Linked DNA regions of Homo sapiens: region 2 is linked to region 1. The links are chromatin contacts, found by POLR2A ChIA-PET in ENCODE. All regions are on one chromosome and are shown on one strand. The core of a region is the stretch at or near the end of the contact, and the rest is flanking DNA. Distances in the headings are between cores, read along the strand shown.

The links. ChIA-PET counts read pairs that join two places held with the same protein, here RNA polymerase II (POLR2A).
Region 2: POLR2A ChIA-PET joins it to region 1 with 10 read pairs in endothelial cell of umbilical vein. The contact joins two enhancer-like sites. POLR2A ChIA-PET finds 5 or more read pairs at or near these places in 3 of 52 experiments (AG04449, HepG2 and endothelial cell of umbilical vein).

Annotation. Positions count from the first base shown.
Region 1 is chr16:57,828,519-57,831,218 of GRCh38, forward strand. It overlaps a transcript of KIFC3 not described here and the pseudogene RNU6-20P. Among named protein-coding and RNA genes, the nearest start is that of KIFC3, 27 kb to the left of the region's middle. Within about 2 kb of position 1,298, at least 8 of the 41 ENCODE cell types and tissues checked have a DNase peak (open chromatin) inside an H3K27ac peak, as active enhancers do.
Region 2 is chr16:58,117,993-58,120,981 of GRCh38, forward strand. All of the region lies in intron 1 of CFAP20 (cilia and flagella associated protein 20), which reads right to left. Among named protein-coding and RNA genes, the nearest start is that of CFAP20, 9.9 kb to the right of the region's middle. Within about 2 kb of position 1,724, at least 5 of the 41 ENCODE cell types and tissues checked have a DNase peak (open chromatin) inside an H3K27ac peak, as active enhancers do.

The sequences.
Region 1 (2,700 bases), core at 48-2,547:
GGGTGGCACCTCAGAAGACAGCCTGGGTGGGGCCCCGCGGCATTGGACCAGGGTCCCAGCCTGGGTTCTTGTCCCAGCTCTACCCTGATGGATCCCGTCTCTGGCAGACCTGGGCAGAGGAAAGGCCCTGAGGACCCTTCAGGCCCTAATGCTTTATGATGCTGGAGCAGGAAGCAGGGCTGACAGCAGAAACCTTGGCCCCTAGTGGCCTTTTAGTTAAGTGCCTGAGTAACAGCCCACTCCCTACAGGAGGCACTCAGCCCCTCTCCACTACAAGCCCAGCCCCCTCCACGCACAAGCCCCTCACCCCCCAGCAGAAGGTAGTGTAGATAGCTTTACTGATTGAGCCCTAACTAGATACTAACAGCCACAAAGCTGCCTCTCTGCTAGTCACTTGCTACGGATTAAAACAGATGCTGTTGCTATACCCATTTTACAGATGAGAAAACTGAGGCCCAAAAAGTCAGTCAGCTCACTCAAGGTCACCACAGACCCAAACACTAGGCCAACTTCCCCAGTAGGTACAATAGGCACAGTGATTACAGACCATAATACTTTTAAGGACCCATAAAAACGTTTTAATTTCACTTAAAATCAGAAGGGGAAAAAATGAACTTTTAGGGCAAAGATAATGATTTCATATATAAAATTAACATATTCACCTTTATACCAATATAGCAGGAAAATCTATTTTTATTTTTTATTTTAGTTTTTAAAATTAAGAATAACCTTTGTTTGTTTGTTTGTTTTTTGGAGACAGGGTCTCACTCTGTTGCCCAGGCTGGAGTGCAGTGGCACAATCAGAGCTCACTGCAGCCTCGACCTCCTGGGCTCAAGCAATCCTCCCACCTCAGTTCCCTGAGTAGCTGAAACCACAGGCGTGTGCCACCATATCTAGCTAATTTTTAAAAGATGTAGTAGAGATGAGGTCTTGCTATGTTGCCCAGGCTGGTCTTGAACTCCTGGGCTCCAGTGATCCTTCTGCCTCAGCCTCCCAAAGTGCTGGGATTACAGGCGTGAGCCACCATGCCTGGCCAAAAATCTATTTTTTAAATGTTCTTTTTAGCGGCAAAACAAACTCACCAAGGCAAAAGTACCTAGGGCTCAGGAAAGTCACCATGCAGCCCTGAATAGGTAGACCTTGAACTCAGATCTGTTTCCCTCCCAGGGTCATGTCCATCAAAGAATCCTCCAGCCTCTTCCCCAGTATCAAAGCAACCACTCAGGGTAATCTCACGGAGCTGCAGAGTTGACGTCTGTCCTTGGAAGGGTCATGGCCAGACGGCCACTCAGCCACAGGCATTTGCCCAGCTGGCCACAATCCCTGTGGGCAAGTGTCCCAGGCTCAATTTTTGGCCTTCCAAGAAGCCATTGGAGCAGAGGAGCTACATTTCTGGGGCCAAGTCATTCATAAGAGAAGAGGAACAAGGCAAGCCGGGAAACATGCTTGCCCCTCAACTGGGAGAGGCAAGAGAAGATGACCAAGATCATCCAAAAGAACATTCCAGCTTTTCTTCTTTGCCTGAAAGAAAACAATTGACAGCCTCTACCAGGGAATTATGTCCTCGAAAGGCCAGGTATAGCCCAGGAGGACAGAGAGCACTGGCTTTGGTGACAGGCAGATCTGGGTTTGGGTCCCCACTCAGCCATTTAATTTGCTGTGTGACCTTGAAAAAGTGACCTTACCTCTCTGACTGTTTTCCTTTCTTTTTTCTTTCTTTTTTTTTTTTTTTTTTTGAGATGGAGTCTTACACTGTTGCCCAAGCTGGAGTGCAATGGTGTAATCTCGGCTCTCTGCAGCCTCCCCCTCCCGGGTTCCAGCAATTCTCCTGCCTCAGCCTCTAGAGTAGCTGAGATTACAGGCACCCGCCACCACGCCCGGCTAATTTTTTGTATTTTTAGTAGATACAGGGTTTCACTATGTTGGCCAGGCTGGTCTCGAACTCCGGACCTCATGATCCACCCACCTCAGCCTCCCAAAGTGCTGAGATTACAGGCATGAGCCACCACACCCGGCAAAAATATGGAACGCTTCACGAATTTGCATGTCATCCTTGTGCAGGGGCCATGCTAATCTTCTCTGTATCGTTCCAATTTTAGTATATGTACTGCCAAAGCGAGCACTGTTTTCCTTTCTGTAAACTGGGAATAATAGCAATGCCCTTCCCCCAAAGGATGGTAGTGAGAATTGGCTGAAATAAAATGCTTTCTTCTATAGTAAAGCAGTTGCAAGGAGTAAAAGCCAGAAGAATATTTATTCATTGGTTTGAGAAACAAAATCATTGATGCCAACATTCCCGGGGCCTTGAGTAATTATGCCATGGGCTTGCCTGAAACACTGATAAATTTAGAGAAGCCACCAAAGCCACAGTAACTGAGGCCACACTATGAGGTCAGCCTCTTTTTCCCCCCAGGTCTTTGAGGTGACAGTTTAGACAGGAGGTAGGAATCTTGCTAATGAAAGGAGAGCCTCACCTTCAATTAAGGCGTCACCAGAGTGGGAAATTCATCAGCCCTGGTGATGGTGACTTACGCCACACTTGAGCCTTGCAAGTCCAGGATGACACAACCCAAGGCAGAAACCATGAAATTAGAACAAAGGTCTAAGTAATAAGCAGACCTGGGAGTTCCATTCAGGTGAGCAGGGCTGTTGCTCAGCAGGTGAGCCTGCCCCGCCATGGAGACTCAGCGCTAGAGTGA
Region 2 (2,989 bases), core at 474-2,973, 290 kb after region 1:
GACATAATTTAGCACCTCATCCTACATTGTTTTGTATTGTTTGCTGCATATGTAGGAGGTAGATGATGGGGAGGAATCAATATTCAATACAGATTCCTCCTCTCAAAATATTTAGGAAAGAACAATTATCTTCAAGCATTAAACTTTTAAGCAACTAATATGGACAGAACAGAGATATGCAAAGGCACTTTCAAAACAGGGCTGGGGCCAGGCACAGTGGCTCATGCCTGTAATCCCAGCACTTTGGGAGGCCAAGGCAGGAGGATAGCTTGAGCTCAGGAGTTCAAGATCAGCTTGGGCAACATAGTAAGACATTGTTTCTACAAAAAATTAGCCAGGTGTGGTGGCGTGCACCTGTAGTGTGCCTATAGTCCCAACTACTTGGGAGGCTAAGGTGGGAGGATCACTTGAGCTCAGGAGGTCCAGGCTGCAGTGAGCTGTGTTTGTGCCACTGCACTCCAGCCTAGAGGAGTAGGTGACAGAGCAAGACCCTATCTCAAAAAAAACAAAACAAAAAACGAAAAAAAAAAAACAAAACCAAAAAAACATGGCTGGGGTCAGGCATGGTGGTTCACGCTTGTAATCCCAGCACTTTGGGAGGCCGAGGCGAGAGAACTGCTTGAGCTCAGGAGTTCAAGACCAGTCTGGACAACATGATGAAACCCCATCTCTACAAAAAATTAGCCAGGTGTAGTGGCACGTGCCTATCGTCTCAGTTCCTCAGGAGGCTGAGGTGGGAGGATAACCTGAGCCTGGGAGGTCGAGGCTGCAGTGAGCCGTGATTGTGCCACTGTACTCAAGCCTGGGCGACAGAGTGAGATCCTGTCTCAAAAATGAACAAACAAACAAAAAAACAAGGCTGGACTATTAGGGCTGAATGGAATAACATATGAAAAAGATCAACTAGGTTTAGAACAGGAGACATCAGAAAGACAAACATACGGTCTTTCTTTGTGGAAAGGGCTGTGTTAGGCTGCCATAATCAATGACTCAATCACACTGACTAAAGCTCCTCTTGTTCACTCATCAGCCTGCTGATTACGATTTGGCTATTAGACTTGCATATGGGGATAAATCAGTGTTGGGTCTGGTAGTTTTATTTTTCAACATAAATTATTAATAATATGTTTCTGTTTTTAGACATTAGTCTCTGTGAGCTCTGTCACTGTGAGTCTGATCCACTCATGGTCTGCCTGGTGTTCTAAAGGTGACATCTGATGTCACTGCCCACCTTTTCCACAACTGCAACCAAGTCTTGTCTCCTTAAAAAAGAATAAGCTCAAGCAAGAGCCAAGACCAGTTATGAAGCATCATTTCTATCTTCGACAATGCTTAGCACAGTGCTAGCCATAAACTAAGCGTTCAAATATTTGCTGACTTCTGGAATCTGTCACCCTAAGAGCTGGCACATATGAATAGGTTCAAGGAGGGTTTTAAAAATTCCTGGATAACACATCCCCCGTGGACTATTATAGGAAGCCAGAGATCTGGGGCATATCACAAAGCCCACAGGGCCGCCAGCATGAAGAATGCTTCCACAAATGGGTGCCCATTGTCAGAGACAGAATACTGGGCTAGACGGGACCCCAATCCCTGCCAATGGAGCATTTCTTAGGCTCTCAAGACACAAAACGTCACATTGAAACGATTCTCAAACAAAGCTGGCAATGTTCAATGCCCTCCTGCTTTGAATTCTGGGCCCCTTTCCAAGGAGATTAAGAGCACAAAGGCCTGGGTCTGTGCAGAATACGCCACTACTGCCCGCCTCACTCGCCATCTACTGTTCCCAACCTAAGTGCCCACCTCACTCGCCATCTACTGTTCCCAACCTAAGTGCCCACCTCACTCGCCATCTCATGTTCCCAACCTAAGTGCCCACCTCACTCGCCATCTACTGTTCCCAACCTAAGTGCCCACCTCACTCGCCATCTCATGTTCCCAACCTAAGTGCCCACCTCACTCGCCATCTACTGTTCCCAACCTAAGTGCCCACCTCACTCGCCATCTCATGTTCCCAACCTAAGTGCCCACCTCACTCGCCATCTCATGTTCCCAACCTAAGTGGCGATATTCCTCCTGTATTTTCTGTGGAAAACCAAGCAGATTCAGTGAAGAAGGAATTAATGAAGAAATCATTTCCAACTAATGCGAGCAGCCCTACTGATAAGAGCTGGCAGTATTCCAACAAGATGCAAACACTACTTTTATAACACACCACTAATTATTCTCAATAACATAACCATTCTTTAAAACGGGACAAACTGCAAAGAGCAAATAGACAGTTAAATTGACAGGATTAAGAAGTAACTTGGGCCTGAAAACTGCTATTGCTAAAAAGCAACATGTTGCTATTGATCCACCCTTATTTAAAGCATGCCCTCAAATTTCACATCACTCAAGCTCTCTCTGGCCAGTGTCAACAAGAGGCCTCCCTCAGTTCCAGAAAGACCAGCCAGATCTCACAGGGAGAAAATGTTAGGGAATCTGCCTTCTGCCCATCTCAAAGTTTACGACTTCCCTGGAACTCCAGCAGATATGACCTATTCAGGTCTTCACAGAAGAAAACAAAGCCGTACAATGCACACAGAAGCCAATGCAGGCTGGAAGCTGGATAGACTGTAGTATTCCTGCACTTCTGCCCAGAGGCAAGCTAACTTTTAGTTGGATTTTCAATAAATTACTAAAGAGATTTCTTTTTCTCCCAGTGTTACTAGATAACAAACACACTCACAAATTTAAGTTTTACAAAATGAATGAATGTATTCCACAAAACAAGGGAACTTGGAGGGGTCAAGGCAACTTTGTTGAAGGAATGCCCATCAGTCTCTCTAGATTTTGAACCTGGCTGGTGGTAAGACAAACTAAACAGAGCTTTTCCCCAAGAGACTGTTTAACCCCCGATGAAGAAAAACACAAGTATCCCCATGTGAAAAGTCTCCAGAGGTTTGAAATCAAATTAAGTGGATTTGTTAGTGAATTGTGATTTTTC